Linked DNA regions of Mus musculus: region 2 is linked to region 1. Evidence: chromatin loops called from intact Hi-C (ENCODE). Cell type or tissue: heart. All regions are shown on one strand. Each heading gives the region's core, and the rest is flanking DNA. Links, peaks and the distances in the headings are about the cores only.

Evidence for each region. Peaks named below come from ENCODE experiments on the same cell type or tissue, not always from the same donor. Only the 100,000 strongest peaks of a DNase experiment are listed, where the experiment ranks them.
Region 2: it touches region 1 in a loop (2.6-fold over the local background); 10 of 42 quality-filtered maps call a loop at or near these places.

Annotation. Positions count from the first base shown.
Region 1 is chr13:44,729,395-44,737,389 of GRCm38, forward strand. It overlaps Jarid2 (jumonji, AT rich interactive domain 2), which reads left to right and starts at 1,877. Exons shown (of 18, transcript NM_001205043.1): 1 at 1,877-2,522. The coding sequence starts at 2,478. In heart, for the core only: CTCF peaks have their summits at 4,158 (motif pointing right) and 4,360; DNase peaks (open chromatin) are centred at 4,197 and 4,547; H3K4me3 peaks cover 3,288 bases; H3K27ac peaks cover 3,555 bases.
Region 2 is chr13:44,301,942-44,309,936 of GRCm38, forward strand. No RefSeq gene overlaps it. Among named protein-coding and RNA genes, the nearest start is that of Gm29676, 46 kb to the left of the region's middle. In heart, for the core only: a CTCF peak has its summit at 3,368 (motif pointing right); DNase peaks (open chromatin) are centred at 3,370, 3,900, 4,550 and 5,610.

The sequences.
Region 1 (7,995 bases), core at 2,050-7,049:
CCTCTGAATCCATAGGTGTTAACTCGCTTTTTTAGAACCTTCTAGACACCATGACTAAGTTGCCCTGTTGCGACTAACAGTGGAATGGTCGTGACTCGGGAGTGCTTGTTTTGGGAACCGACTGCCCGGGAGGAGAGAGAGGAAGAAGCCAATGTGTGTCTGCAGGTGGATGGGAGAGGCTCCAAGCCTTTTCGCTTCCCTGAGGCTAGCCAGTCAGATTTGAAAAGCAGGACCTTGAAGACCATAGGTTAGAACCAGGAAATTAGCGCCGAGGCTGGGAGCCGTGCTAAAGTTCCTGCGAATGCCCCCGAGAGCGACAGCAGGGCCTGCGATCCATTGATCTGAGCGACTGGCGAGCCTGGGCAGGGCAGGGGCTGGGGCAGGTAAGGCTGCGGGGCACAGACCATTGGGCTCTCGGGCACTCAGTGTTCGAGACGCTTCCTTACGGGCTGCCTGTGTTGGGGGGTCGGTCTCCATTTTTCCGTTCACGGTTTCACCTCGGCGTTGGGAGTCTCGGTCGCGGACAGCCCTAGTCCTGAGGGTAAAGACCCCCTTCACCGTCTCCAGGGACGGCGGGGCTTCACCTCGGAGCCACCGGCGACGGCCTAGGGTCGCGTCGGCCCCGGGGACAGGGGCGGGCACGCGGGCCGGCGACCACGAGGCCGCGAGCTTTCGCCGGGAGGCTGCCCCAGCCGCGTCTGCCTCGCGCGTGGGGTCGCGTGCGGCCGCGGGCCGGCTTGGAGCCGTGACCTCGGACCACCCCGGCGGCCGAGCGGCCGCCCGCTTGCTCGGCACACGGGCGCTTGTCCTGAGGTGACACCGCCGGCAACGGCTGAAGCAAGCGGGCGCTGCCGATCAGCGAGTTCGCACCGAGCGAGGATCCCTCTTGGTGCGTGGCCCAGTTTGGCTGAGGACCCGCTCCAACCCCTCGCTGACACCGCCCCCCGCCGCCGCCGCCGCCACGCTCCGAGGCCTTTCCCCCGGGAAGCCTGGCGGCTTGCCCTCGCGGGCCCGCGGGCGCGCTCTCGCGCGCCGATTCCTCGATTCCACAGGCGGTTCGCGCCCGGGGTGGGGGCGGGGCGGGGCGCGCGGGGCCGGGCCGAGCCGGGCCGGGCCGGGAGGGCGGCCCCCGCGGGGAGGGGACTGGGGGGCGGGGCCGGCGTGGGGAGTTCCTCGCTCCCGGACCACACGCTCCGCGGGCCAATCCCGAGCCAGCCTCTAGCAGTGTCGCACGCGGGACACGTCCAAGCGTTTGTTGGCAGGGCCCGGGGAAGGGGGAGGGGGAAGCGATCGGGGAAAAGGGAGTTGAGTGACAGGAGGCGTGGGGCACGCTGGGAATTGTAGTTCTTCGCTTCCGTGGCCATAGCCATTTTGTAGTCAAGGGACTACAACTTCCAGAAGATCAAGGGGACTATTCTAAGGTGCCCCGGGAATAGGCGGCTCTCCCCCGGGCCGGGCGTCCTGGGGCACTGGTACCCAGCTGCCCGGCTGCAGGTAGACGTGAGGGCAGTGGCGAAGGTTTGCATGCGGCGACTGTTGGGTGAGCGGACTGCGGGTGGGGGGGGGGGGGGGGAAGGGGCTGAGGTGGAGCGACCGAGCGTGCCATGCATTGAGCTAGGGAGCCTCTCTCAATTCCACGACTGGGCTCGGCGTGGGAGAGGCGCCTGACGGGCGGCCCGCAGAGGCTTCGTGGAGGCCTTTCCGGGGTCTCGTCGACGGGGCTGCGGGAGTTCTCCGCACCGGGCCGGGGCTTGTGGGCAGAGGTTAGGCAGGCGTGCGGGGGGCTCAGCTGTGGGAGTTTTCGGCTGGCGGGAGGTGGCGAATTAGCCGAGGAGCCCTAACTTGTATAAAAGCAGAGTCCATTTAAAGTTGGGCTGGCTAGCCTCTCTCTCATTGGTTAAGGGGCTTGGAAAAAAGAGACTCGGCGAGCCCTCCGCTGTGGTGCTGCCGCCGCCACCGCCGCCGCTGGAGTTGACTCTTCTGCTCGCACTGCTGCTGCAGCACAAACGTGACTTCCAACATTTTAAATTTATCTTTTCCTTTTTTCTTCTTCAAGATGTAACTACAGATCAGATACTAAGGACCTTCACGTTTCGCTGATGTAGTTTTTGGAAGAAAAAGGGGGGGAGTGAAGGGCGTCGGTTTTTTTTTTTTTCTTCTTTTTTTTTCTTTTCTTTTTTTGTGTCTGTTGTATGTTTCGGGGGAAATTTTCCATTATGAGTGTTTTACTAAAGTGAATTTTTCTTGTTTGCTTCGCTCGTCTTTGGCTCTTTTTATATTTTTTCTTTTATCCTTCTCAATTTCGGATTTATTTCAAGGCGAATCTGGTTTTGGGGGAAGAGGAAGAAAAGTCGGATTACAAGATCAACCACCACCAACAACAATAAAAACCACCAGGATATTTTTTTGCAAATTTCTGACGGCTTTAAATTCATGAAGCAATTGTCCCCTTTTGCAATCAGCATTTGGATCTCAGAATGAGCAAGGAAAGACCCAAGAGGAATATCATTCAGAAGAAATACGTAAGTGCTCTTAACAACACATCCTTTGGCTTGCAGTTTTAAGCGATGGTTGTGAATGTCAAGTTTATAGATAATTCTGCAGCTGAAAGGTTTTAAACAGCGTCCGATAAAGCTCTTTCTTTTCCGAAAGGGCTTTTCAGGCAAAGTCGTGTCTGCCTAGTTTGGTTGAGAAAACAGACTGGTGTAGAGATACCTCAAGTATATAAATTGACCTCGAATGACACAACGTTGATGTAGTTTTGGTGAAAGGCAAGGGGTTTTGGTGGAGGTTGGGGTTCTGTGTGTGGGGGCCCCCGCAGTGATCTAACTGCATTCTCGGGCGGATTTGGTCCCATATTGCACTTTGCATACAAATGAGCCTGTTATTAGTGTTATTTGGAAAATCGTGTAAGGTATGTGTGTTGGAAGCTAAGTTGCAATCCAGAGTACGATTATGGCGATCTTCTAGCACTGGCACATCATTTAATATATGTGGCCCTTTTGGCTTATCTAGCTTGCAACATGACCCAGTTGGGAATCATGTTACTGGGAATGCATTTATTGGTATTGACTTTTATAAAGAGGCTGGTTTTGGTTCTAAAGATTCATGGTTTCTAGTTTGAGGGGAAAAACATAGCTCATGTAAAAGTATATGTGTGCCTGAGTGAATGCATGTTAATACGAATAATTTCTCCCTGAAAACTGGGTTTCTGAGATTGGGTTGTGATGGTTAGGTTTGTTTTGTGCACAGTATAGCAGCGTCTTGCTTGGCATAGGGAGTGTTTTTGTTTTGTGTAGTGGCTTTTTTTTTTTTTTTTTTTTTTTTGTAAGTTTGGGGGGAGGGAGTAGAGAGGGAAACCAGGGGATTAACCAAATATGCACTCGAGTGATCCGGTGGTTAGCTGCGTATGCTTTAGAGCAAAGTACACTTTTTTCCCCCAGAAAAAAAAAAGGCCCTTGAAGATAAATAAAGAACAATGCGACCCTATGAGAAAGTTTTATTTAACTAGGGTCGATGATTTGGTCTTAATATTTTTCCTTTTTGGTTAGAGAGGAGTGTATAATGGGAGATGACCTTCTGGGCAGTGGTTTTGTTAAATGTGTACACACACACACATTTAATGGAAAACCTGAATTTCTCCCGGAGAGCTGATCCTAATCTATACACGTAAACTTAACTTGAAAGAAACGTAAGATTAAATGAAGCTCAACTTACAAAGCCTACTCCATAAGGAATTTAAGAATTAAAATACATCCGCATTGCAGTGGGCCGGGTAAAGCGCAAAGGACTAGTTTAAACTCGATGTGTAGAAACTGCATGGACACACAGCCTTGCCTTGGAGCGTGGACTCCTTCCCAGAGCATGTCTCCTGACGTAGCCACAAAGGATATGGGGTAGAACTTGGGACGAGAACCCCCACCCTATCCCGGACCCCGATAAGTTGGAGAACACCGTGGGTAGGCATTTTGTTTTTTTGTTTTTTTTTGCTGGAGGCCAGCGGACCCTGTGGAGTCTGGACATCCGGCCGCAAGCCGGCGGTGGCTGTGCGAGGCAGAGCGTGAGTTGCTGCTGCGGGAGCCGAGTCTGCTCACGCGGTGCTCCGGACGCAGCCGGCCGGGAGGGTGCACGGGGCCCACAGCGCTTTGGGCCGTAGCCCGGGCTCGGGCCGCGGGCGCGCGGGCGGCCTGTAGGGGGCAGACTCCGGGTTGTGCTCTGGCTGGGCGGGTGGGTGGGGCTCGCGGGTGGCTCGGCGTGCTGACTCGGGGCGGGACGGGCTGGGTGAGTGAGGCTAGGGGGTGGTGGTGGTGGGGGTGAGGAAGGGAAAGATGCCTCGGGCGCCCCCCGCCGCGCGTAAGGCTCAGCTCTTACGCCGCCCTGCCCGCGGGCTCCAGCGCAGTCTCGAGCAACAGGTTAAGCAGGAGAGACGTCAGCGCGCCCCCTCCCCTCCCCGCGGCCTTCTTTTGCCTTGCGCCTTTGCACCCCCCATCCGGGCCGTCACGTCCTCTCTCCGCCCCTTGCCCCCAGTGGCTTTGAGTCCTCGGTTCTCCCCCTTCGCGAGCTGCCGCTGTCTGTTGTCATTGTGACGTCACAAAGGGACAGCCCAGTGGAACCTTCCTTTCCTCCGTGCTGTCAAAAGTCGGGCGGGAGGTTCCAGGCGCTGCCTGAGTAGGAGCTCCGGGAGTGCGGTGCTGTGCTGTGCGGTGCGGGGCGTGGGAGGAGGCAAGGGCCTGTGAGGGATGTGCCCGACCTGGACCTTCCGCTCTGAGTCAGTGTTCCAGGTCCCAGCAGGTGAGCATTGGGAAGCCTTTTACCCCTCACCGAGTGCCCTTGAACCTTCTCAAACTACTTAGGGGCAGGAGAGCAGGGGTGAGGCTCCTTAACAGGAATATTTTCACTCCACAGTTCTAGGTCTTTTGATTGTGGGACGTATCACTGTAATTCCCACTCACACCCATGCTAGTGAAAGGAAAGAAAATTGCATTTAGGAAGAGCTTTTTTTAACCTTCTATATGGTTGGAGTTTGAGGATTTTGTTACTTTGTTGCGTTGGGGTGCCTTTCCAGGAGGTGGCATGATAACTTTGAAGGGGATGTTGCATAGCATCAGCTGTTGCCTTAAGCTTTTCCTTGTTTTTGGGCAAGAGCTGTCTTGTCTGTGCCCAGTCATCTGCTCCTTACTGTATCTTGGGGACTCCGGAGAGGAAGGACTCCAAAGAGCACTTGATTTAGAGATCCACTGGGCTTAGTTCTTAACAGAATCAGTGGTTCAAAGTGGAAAGTCACAGCTGCTTTTGTCACTTTACTAAGTTACTGAGATTATGTGGGCGGAAGATAGAAAACAGTGTGCCGCTGTAAGTGGAAGGTGGCATTATTACTTGAGCTGGCTGGTGGAAGGTAGCATGCTTCCTGCAATTGGTCTCAAAAGCTTTACATGCCTTCGATTTAGTTTATTGCCTTAGCCAAGAGTTTGAGTGTGATTGTAGATGGAAGGCTTTGGGAGAAACTAGTATTATATTTCTTATTAAATGACATCCTTGAGAACCTCATAAATTGAAATATAATCCTGTCTTAATTGTGTTGGGCATGACTCCCACTACAGTACCTTAGATAACTGGAAAAGGGTGCCTTTCAGAGCCCCAATTCACTTGGACAATAAAACAGTTGCATGTTTCCCCCAGTGTGTATTTTCTGCCATCATTCCTGTAGATGGTTATTCTTAGGGGAAGTAGGGGATGATAACCAGGCCATTTGATCTTAGCTTGATACCAGATAGGAGCAGACACTTCAAAATCCAATGATCAGACTGGTGTTCAGGATGACTTTAGCAGAATTTGTACCCCTGAGTTATAATAATGTTAAAAATAGCACATGCCATGACATCCTCACATGTGGAAATCACAGGACAATGCTGACTCTGCACTTTCATCTTTACTTGGTGTTGAATTCAGAACTTAAGGCTTGTTTGGAAGACTTTACCTTTCCCTGTGGACAGAGTTGTGTCACCAGCTTAACCTAATCTGTTTAGGGATCAAGTTTTTCAAATTCCTCTAATTCCAGACTTGTAAAGTGGAGACAGTTAAAGGTCATCTTTAGTTACATATCCAGTCCCAGTTCATGCCCTTCTGGGCTCCATAAAAAACCTTCTCAAACATTCCCTGCTCCCTGTGTGGCTCAGTTGTTTTGTCTTAGCAAACAGGAATTCCTGTTTTCAGTCCCTATCTCCAAATACACTGGGCCCGATGGTATTGAATTAGGAGGTTTAAGGAGGAGGGTCAGGAGTTCAAGGTCATCCTGTTACATAGCATGTAGAAGGCCAGCAGCTGGAAATATGAGACCCTCTCTAAAACATACCCAAGACTACCCCAAGACCGCAGAAAGGGAGTTAACCTCATAAAGTTCAGAAACAGAGTTGTACTACAATTATAGCTGCAAATAGGTAGCTCAGTGCTGGAGTGCTTTCTTGGCATGGACAAAGTCTCAGGGGGTTAGATCTCTAGCACAAAAAATGGTCAAATGAAATGATTGCTGTCTTCTGTCATGGTTGGTACACACCTTTAACCCCCAGCACTGGGAGGCAGAGGCAGAGGTGGGCATGCATATCTTAGTTTGAGGCCATCTTGGTTTATACAGGAAGTTCCAGGCCAGCCAGGACTAGGTAGTGAGAATGTCTCCAAGAGTTAGCTTGCTTTTCCTTTGTTAAATAAACATGGTGGTATTTTACAGCTCTGAAGGGAGAATTGAAGTTGTTAGTTGCCTTGTTTTTCCTTTTCCCACATTTATAATACTTTACTTGTCTTGGAAAATCCTTTCCTTTCCCAAGGAGTCTAGGGTGGAAATGCTTTATATTTGGTAGAATTTAGGGTCTTGCATGTGCTAGGAAAGCTGTGGTACCAAACAACCCCAGTTGTAGGTGGCAGCAACGTTGGACACCCACTATAAGAATGGCATACAGAAGCAAAGCCAGGTTGATGATGCGTTAAATTTAAAATGGATAATAATATATGTTCAGGTGGGTTCTTATTTTCTGGGTTGTTTATAATTAATATTTCATGCCCATTGATGTTTTGCCTGCATGCCTCTGTGGATATCCTGAAACTGGAATTAACAGGATGCCATGTAGGTGCTGCAATGTAGGTGCTGGGAATTGAACCCAAGTCCTGGAAGAGCAGCCTCTGCTCTTAAACTCTGAACCATCTTTCCCGCCTTTATTACTCTTTTTTAAAGGGCTGATATTTCTACAGATATATCCACACAATCTTTTTTTTTTTTTTTTTTTTTCCTAGACAGGTTTTTCTCTGTATCCCTGGCTGTCCTGGAACTCACTCTGTAAACCAGGCTGTCCTCGAACTCAGAAATCCACTTGCCTCTGCCTCCCAAGTGCTGGGTGTGTTCTACCACTGCCCCCCCCCCCCAAAAAAAAATTAAATTATTTGTATGTGTATGTGAGGTGGCTCTGGATGCTACCTCACACATAAGGATGCTAGGGCACAGCTTGGAGGAGCTGGTTCTACCATGTGGATTACTTGCTGAGCCTTCTTTGTTGGGAGTTGAATATTTTTGTCTATAGCCACTGGCCCAAATAACCAGCTAGAAATATTTTGTAGTTAAGAGGGTTACTAGATAGATATTTCAGTTCACATGGTTAGAACTGCTCCCCTCCCTCCCCCATACTGGGTTTGTCTAGGGATCTGAGAGGCCCCTGTAAGTGTCCTGATTATTTAAACTTCAAAAGGAGGACATCTTTTAGAGTTTCTGTCTGGTTTCTGTTCTATTAACAATAGAACTGTCTCGAAAGAGGATGAGGGGAAAATTATATTAAGTCAAGTATATAAACACTTGTTAAAGGCCAAACTGGGATGTTTTGAATTTGTTACTTTGTCTTGGTCATGGTAGTATTTGGAATTAAGCTCTGGCCATGTTAATTTAAAGTTAGTTGCAGTGTTCAAACCCTACTGATATTATTGGCCCAGATCTCCCCAAAACTTGTTAGTTCT
Region 2 (7,995 bases), core at 935-5,934, 430 kb before region 1:
AGGACCGTGAAAGAAGCTGTCTGGAGCCTGATTCAGCCCTCACTCTGCCAAGTGCAGGGTCACATGTGGCCAAGCAAAGCAGAGCCGATGAAAGCCAGTACGTCAAGCTTCCTATCAGATCCTCGGCTCTAGCTGCTGCTAGCATTTCACACGGCACCGGTCACACCTGTGTTCTCAAGCCAAGAACACTGGCCAGCTCAGCACCTTCTGAAACCCACGGGGCTGGGATCCAAGGCAAACATGAAATAACAGGTGACTCACGGCAGTGAGAACCCAGCAGCTGCCATTGTAATCCACGGAGCTCACCCACAATGCAACAGGGCAGGGGATAACTTGCAGTGAGTCGGATTTAGGGTTGGTTCAACCTTCAATCTTGTGAGGATAATAAGTCAGTAATTGCTGATGATAAATTCTTGCCTCTCCTCTTCTTGGTCTAAGAGTATTATTAGCTCTCCTGGATTAGAGAGCTAGGCTCCATGTTAGAAATGAGATACCCCGATCCCCACCACACACCCTTAAAGATACAGCCTCTGTGGAGATGACAACAAAAAAGCCAACAACCTAATCCTACCACTCTAGAGGATGAGACAGGGGAATTACCATGTCTTTAAGACCAGCCTGGTCAATATTGTGAATACCCAACCAGACAGGGCTATGGAGCACAAAGTGTCTCAGAAGCAAAAAACAAAATGGCAACAACCCTCACTCTCACACCTTTTCCTTGTGAACTGAGCTCAGAGGAGCAGATAGACTTGGGGCATTCTCTCTAGTCCTATCACCATTTCAAAAGACATCAGCAGGACATCTAAGGCAGAGAGGAAATGACACAGGTTCAGCATCAGATTTTGTTTCTTAGGTCTACCAGCAACAATGGAGAGAAACAGGGAAGGATGCTAAATCTTCAAGAATAAGGGTTAGTTCTTGCTGTTCCTGATGTCTCTATTACATCAGAGTCTTCATTATACAGAACACTTTGACCTGGGTAGTTCTTAGTCCCAAGAGTTCAGAATGTCAACACTTTCTTCATTCAGTGGATATATATATATATATATATATATATATATATATATATATATATCAAGCACTTAAGGTACCAGATGCTATTGCAAGTTCTGAGATGTAGAAGTCACTGAAGCAGAAGTCTCTGGTCTCCAGCAGCTTCTACTCAAAGGAAAGAGCCAGTTAACAAGTGCATAAGCAAGTGGACTTAGATGCGGATCCAATTTGATTTTGAGTGTCCCCTAAAGGGCCATTGGTACAAGGTTTGGTCCGTAGTCCTAGTGTTCCTGAGAGGTAGTGGATCTTTGGGAGGTAGGACTTTGTTCAGAGGTTGGGTGCATACCACTGAAAACCACTGAAACTTTGGTCCCTCGTCTCTGTTTTCTTGCCAACTGCAAGTATATAAAAATTTTCCTCTGCCACATACTTCCATCATGGTGTACTGTTCGGTCACAGGCCCTAAAGCAACAACACCAAGTGACCAGGAACTGAAATTATGGAGCAAAATGAACCTCTTCATCTTTATCAATTAATTACCTCACGTATTTTGTTTGCTAACATAGATAGTGATAGAGACTGTGGAAAAAATAGACAAAATTAAGAAAAAGATGGAGAAGAGTGTGTATGGAGTGTTGAAGGGTTTTCCTGGAAAGTCTTATAAAAGAGAATACATTACAGGAAGATCTAAACAGAAGCCTACAGAATTGTGAAGCAGTGTTTGGAGGAGGCAGAAATATTGAACGCTCTGAGCAAGAGAAGGATTGTTATGTTTGCCAAATAGCCAAGAAGGGTAGAAGATCATGTGGAAGGGAGGGAGGGGGGGGGCTTTTCCAAGAGAAGCAGACGCCAAATCATAAGTGAGAACGTTGACCTGGACTTGACATATCTAGTCCCCATTTGGAGACAGAGACACACCAGTTATTTCAACAATGCTAATTGTCTTAGGGTTTCATTACTGTGAAGAGACACCATGAACAAGGCAGCTCTTACAAAGGACATTTAATTGGGGCTGGCTCACTAGTTCTGAGGTTCAGTCCATTATCATCATGGCCGGAAGCATTCAGGAAGGTAGGGCACTGGAGGAGCTGAGGGTTCTACATCTTGTTCCGAAGGCAAACAGAAGACTGACTCCTCAGGCAGCTAGGAGGAGGGTCTCAAAGCCCACCCCCACAGTGACACACTTCCTCCAACAAGGCCACACCTACTCCAACAAGACTTCACCTCTTAATAGTGCCGCTCCTTGGGCCAAGCATATTCAAACCACCACACTAATTTAATGAAAAAACAAAACAACAAAACAGAACATACACACACATACACACACACAAAGAACCTCAATATAAAGTCGACATCCTGGTAAGTGAAAGGCTAGAAAAAGAAATCAAGATGCCTTTGAAATAACCATGGAGGGAAACTGTCTCCATCCTTAGAGGTGGGAAAACAGGAAGATGGTACTAGATTATCAAAGTTAGACGCTGGGTTGGAGCCCAGACCTCTGAGACAACAAGAGAGTTGTCCTTGAAGAAGTGCTATGAGGCTAGTTCTCCAGTGAGGGGAAGTTTGCAAAGAGAATTGAACTTCTGATAAAGGAAAGAACTCCATGGGGAAATGGCTGAGGTGCTGTTCCTAGGACCTGCAGGCCAACAGGAAGTCACAGAAAGCAACCCAGGAAGAATCACGACCCTGCTTTCTCCTCCCTCTGGCAGCCTTTCTGTTGGGCCCAACTTTGTTAGAGTCCGAGAACAAAGCAGAGATGGGGCTTTCAGGGGTTCAGTAGCTGAGCTCCAGCAGCATAAAAGAAGCATAGTTTGGAGTCGAGAGGCAGTAACTTTATCACTGACACTAACAGAATGAGTCAAGAAGGCCCCGGAAGATTTTTACACAAGAATCCAACGAAGGCTGACTCAGTCTTGACAGCTGTGAGCAAAAGGTTGGGTATCTGTATTATAGGAATCCTACTGATAGCTGGAGTGTAGGCTGTGACAAGGAGGAGGAGGAGGAAGAGGAGGAGGAGGAGGAGGAGGAGGAGGAGGAGGAGGAGGAGGAGGAAGATTCCAGAGTCACTCCCACACTTTAGCCTGATCAAGAAAATGTGGTGGAGAAGCACAGAGTGACCAGGAAAAGCTCTAATTGCTGAGGAACTAGATACACAATAGTGTAGATCAGAATAATGTATAGAGACCCACCCAACCATAGAGAGAGGATTAGATGAGGTCACCAGAACTGTGTCCACACCGCTCCCCAGGTGAAATGGCTAGGAATGACATCTGGTGTCAGAAGACTGTGGACTTAAATTTCAGATCCCAGTCACCCACTGCTCTGACTTGAATGTGAACCGCTCTTCATAGGCTTGTGTGTTTGAACGTTGGTCTCCAGCTGGTGGCGCTGTTGTGAGATCTTCCGAAGATGGAGCCCTGCATCATCAGGGGTGGGCCTTGAGGTTCGGTAGCACAGCCCCACTTCCTCCTGTTCTCCCTCTGCTTCCCCAAGTTCCTCCCACCAAGTCTTCCCCACTATAATGGCCTGTATCTCCTCTGGAACAGTAAGTCAAATAGTCTTTTTGTCAAAATGACTTGGCTTGTGTGAGGAAGGTGTGCAGTCATGGAGGGAAAACTCTCATGCCAGTGCCTGCCATACACTAGAGATCCAGACAGCAAGCATCACAGAAGGAAAAAAGGGAAGTTGGTAGAAGGGAGGGAGGAGAGAGGGATGGACGGAGGAAGGAAAGCTACAAATACATTCTAAGAAGACATTATCAGTGTTAGGTATCAAACCAAGGACAAGTCTCACTCAATACCTGTGGCTCCGCCCAGCTTTCCCAGCATCCCTCAGTACCTAGGGCTCCTCCCAGCTCTCCCAGCATCCCTCAGTACTCGTGTCTCCTCCCAGCATTCCTCAGTACATGTGGCTCCTCCCAGCACTTCTCACCTCACTCCCTACCATAAACCTTTCTCTTCCAGGGGCTGGGCTTCCCTTCCCCCCAGCTTTAGGTCTCTATATAACTTGGCCATTTTGGCTACCCCTATCTCACAGTCTGAGTTGCCTCTCTTGCTCTCTCCTCTCCTCTCCTCTCCTCTCCTCTCCTCTCCTCTCCTCTCCTCTCCTCTCCTCTCCTCTCCTCTCCTCTCCTCTCCTCTCCTGGTCCGTTTTAGTAGGCCAACCATGTTCACCCTGGACCCTTCGCTCTGCCTGCTTTCTCCCTTATATCTACAATAAAAATCTCCGTAGTCTAGAAGTAGTCACGTCTTCCTCTTTTATTTCATTCCTTTTTTTTCCCCCCCATTCCATCAGCAAATCCTTTAAAATACCCGAACTGAGTCTTCAGGCAAGCCCAAGAGAGCAACGGAAACCTCGCCAGGAGATGAACTTTTAGGACACGAGGTTGTTAGTCACATGTATGCTGCAGATGACTCAAAAATAAACACTGCCCTGTGACAGCTCTGGGCCTGGAGCTCTGATGCCACTCCCTCCAAGCTAGCCTGGGAACCAAGTCCCCTCCGCCATTGAGAGCTGGCCTCTCACTCCTCACATGGCATGGACTTTCCTTCCAAGAGCTCAGCTACATGGTTATGTAAGGCTCTCCTGTATTCCTGGGCCAAGAACTGAGTCAGCCGCCTGCTTAGATAGGTCAGTTCAGGAAACCAAACCACACAGCCCGGGAGGTAGAGAAGCCAGTGAACCTGCTGCGAGCTGGCTGTCCTCGGGGGCAGCCAGAACGCCTCCTTCTGACCCGGGAGTGTGGAATCCAAGCCTCTCTGCAGGTCAGGCCGAAGGACCTTTGAACCAAGACTCTCTGTGGCCGCGTTGTTTAGGGATCAAAACTGTTCACTTGGCTCCTCTGACAACCTTTTCCCACACAAGCATGCAATACTTTCACAGTACCAAAACCCTCACTGTCTAAAGACTCCATTCCAAACAGCTGTTCCTGGAGGCTGAGAGAACCTTCTAGAACAGCTGTTCTCAGCCTGGCTGAGTCGATGCCTCTGGAGATGGGCCCAGAGAATTGAGGAGGAACAATTTAAGTTCTTCAAGTGTTTGGGCTGTGTGTTTTAGAACTCGCCATTGGAGATTTTCAGTGATGCTAAAGCTATCACTGGTCTGGGTAAAGATACATCAGACGTGATTATCACAACGCTCAGGTCCTTTCCTTCCTCTCGCCTCCATCCCTGACAATAACCAGGACAAACCAGATCCCTAACCTTGCTTGGTCTCTCAACCTCAGGGTTAACTGAAGCTGGGTCCCCTCCAACACCCTTCTGTTATCCTCTGAACCTAAACACAGCCCAAAGAGAACTGTGACAGAGTTGGGAGTCTTGAAAGTCTGATGATAGACGCCAAGCCATTCGGAAGGATCCTGCTACAAAAACAGGCCGTCGGGGAAAGACGGAGAATGCGTTCCCACTAGGGAAGAAGCCCCTGCAGGATAGAATGCCCTCTCTTTTGTTCTAGCATCTTCTGCAATGGTCTGGAGAGACGCTTCAGTATAGTGCTTTCCTTACAAGCACAAGTACTCGAGTTCGATTCCTAGAACCCATCTTTGGGGTGAGGGAGCTGCCAGGCATGTGTGATCCCAAAGCTAAGGAGGTGGAAACAGGAAAGTTCCTGGAGCTGACCAGCCAGACAGCCTACCTTACCGGGTAAGTAACAAGCCAGAGAAAGACTGTGAACCACTCCTGGGGAATGACCATCAAGTGTGCTCACGCACAGACACAAAAGCCACTTCTGGCTTGCTCAGCACTTTACACAGTCTCAGGGGCCCAGCAGAAGCTTCCAAGGAATGGACAGGAATGGCCACTGCAAATAGAAGATCTGTCTGCAAGAGGTCGCACTTTAACTTGTCTGCCACCAATTGGTTTAAAATAAAGTGCCACAGGTAACTGCAGCATTTCACCGGTTTTTTTGGTTTTTTTTTTTTGTTTTGTTTTTTGTTTTTTGTTTTTTTTTTTTAGGAAAAACAACAGCAATGGTTCCTCTTGCCTAGCCCAGGATCCATCCCTAGGACTGAAAAGAAGGGGGAGCTGGAGAGGAGAGGGGGAATATGATAGAGGATGTGATGAAGAGCCAGCCAGCCTCCTTTCTTTCTCTGTGCCTCAGTTTCCCTACCAAATTCGGACATCTGAACCCCATTCACTGGAAGCTAAGTGGAGCTTCAGCCGTCCCAATTTTCAACAATTCACATGTTCCCCCCCACACACACACACACCTCACAAGCCCCTCCCCCACTTTTTTTTCCCCTTTTGATTCATTCCCGAAAGCTTCTATTATCAATCACTGCATGAGGTAAATTTTCAAATCAGCAGTCAGGGTTTTTAAGCCGCATGACTCCTATTACAGGCAAAAGGAAGCAGGTGACCAACACCAACGCAATCTCAAAAATCCACACTGCGGGCGGGCGGGAGGGCGGGCCTTCCTCCGTTCATTCCCTCATTTCCATGGCTTGCATCAAGGATGGGTTTTTAACAAAGCCTTTCCTGAGGAAGGCGCTACCATTCACAGGGGGCCGAAGGGAACAAGGAAGAGAAAACAGGGAACTAAATAAGGAAAGGAAGAACAGAATCCGAGCACACACATGTCCGTGCACGTGTCCCTTTGGGGTGTTTGAGCATCTCCCAGCAGGCTCCAATAGGATTTGTCTTGAAACTGCCTGTTCCTGTGCTCTCTCGTTCTCTCTCTCTCTCTCTCTCTCTCTCTCTCTCTCTCTCTCTCTCTCTCTCTCCTCAATCTTTCTGACTGGCTAAGCCACTCCCCTTCCAATGTCCCTAACTGTGCTCTCCTTACCTCAGGCATTTTCCCATCCCAAGAGGAGGCAACAAGTCTATCCTTCTCCTCTCTGGCCTCCTGATTTTTTAATGTCGCACTGTGGTTGAATTTTTGTACTGTGCCTTTAACCAAGACACTTGGTACAGTTGGGCCTCCCTATCCTTTGGAGATCTGGACAAACCCCACACACTCAATTTGGGGGCTCTGAAAGTCTAGTTTCCCTGTGCAATTTCAGCCAGTTGAAGGTATTTTTCTCTCCCATGATGCCCTTGGTCACTATTTGCTATGTACTCATTCATATGGACCCCATCCTGTATTCAACACCATTCCCACACAATACTTAGCAAATGATATAAGAAGAAAAGGTCTTCACTGTAGGATATCTCAGTGATTAAGAGTGTGCCATTTCTGCAAAGGACTAGAGTTTGGTTTCCAGCATCTCTGTCAGGAAACTCACAACCACCTGTAACTCCAAGTCTTGGGCTCAGACGCTCTCTTCTCAGACCCAGCAGGCACCTGAACTCGTGCGTACATAGTTGCACACAGACACATGGACACACATAACTAAACATAATAAAAATGATGATTCTTAAGAGGAAACATTCATTTCCAGCATAAATGAGGAATACATGACTCATAGTCCCAGTACTCTCAGCTACTCTATGTCTAAGTGGGAGAAGGGGCTTCCTTTGTCCTCTCTCTTCTAATTCAGCCGCAAGGCCTAGAAGGCAAAAAAAAAAAAAGAAGCAGAGTTTGGAGCAAGAGATAAGAGTGTTCCCGTGGACATCTCTGGAGAAGCATAGTGAAGACCATTCACTCAGCTGGTCAGATGAAAGGTGACCATGTTTGCCACCAGACATTCGCGACTTCAGTGGATTCAATGGTGTTTTCTGTTGGCACTCGTTTCTATCTGTAGACACAAGTCTATTTGTCAGTCCCCTGAGTCTTTCCTCTCTGCACCTTGAAGCTTCAAGCAGGACGCTCAAGACAAGATGTACCCCCTAAGTGTGATCTGAGCCCTTCACCTCCGCCACTCCTTGCCCTCTGGGGTAGAGAGCAGTCCCATTCAACTCTGTCCTCATGTTCACAGCCTCTGCCATGGTAGGCACTCCTCAGTAGATTTCCTTCCAGCCCATCCACCACACTATTGCTGACTCCTGCCTTCTCCCCCATCATTCCTCGCCTGTCTCCAGACAGAGATGATCACTGAAGAAGAAACAGATGCCCAAACACAAG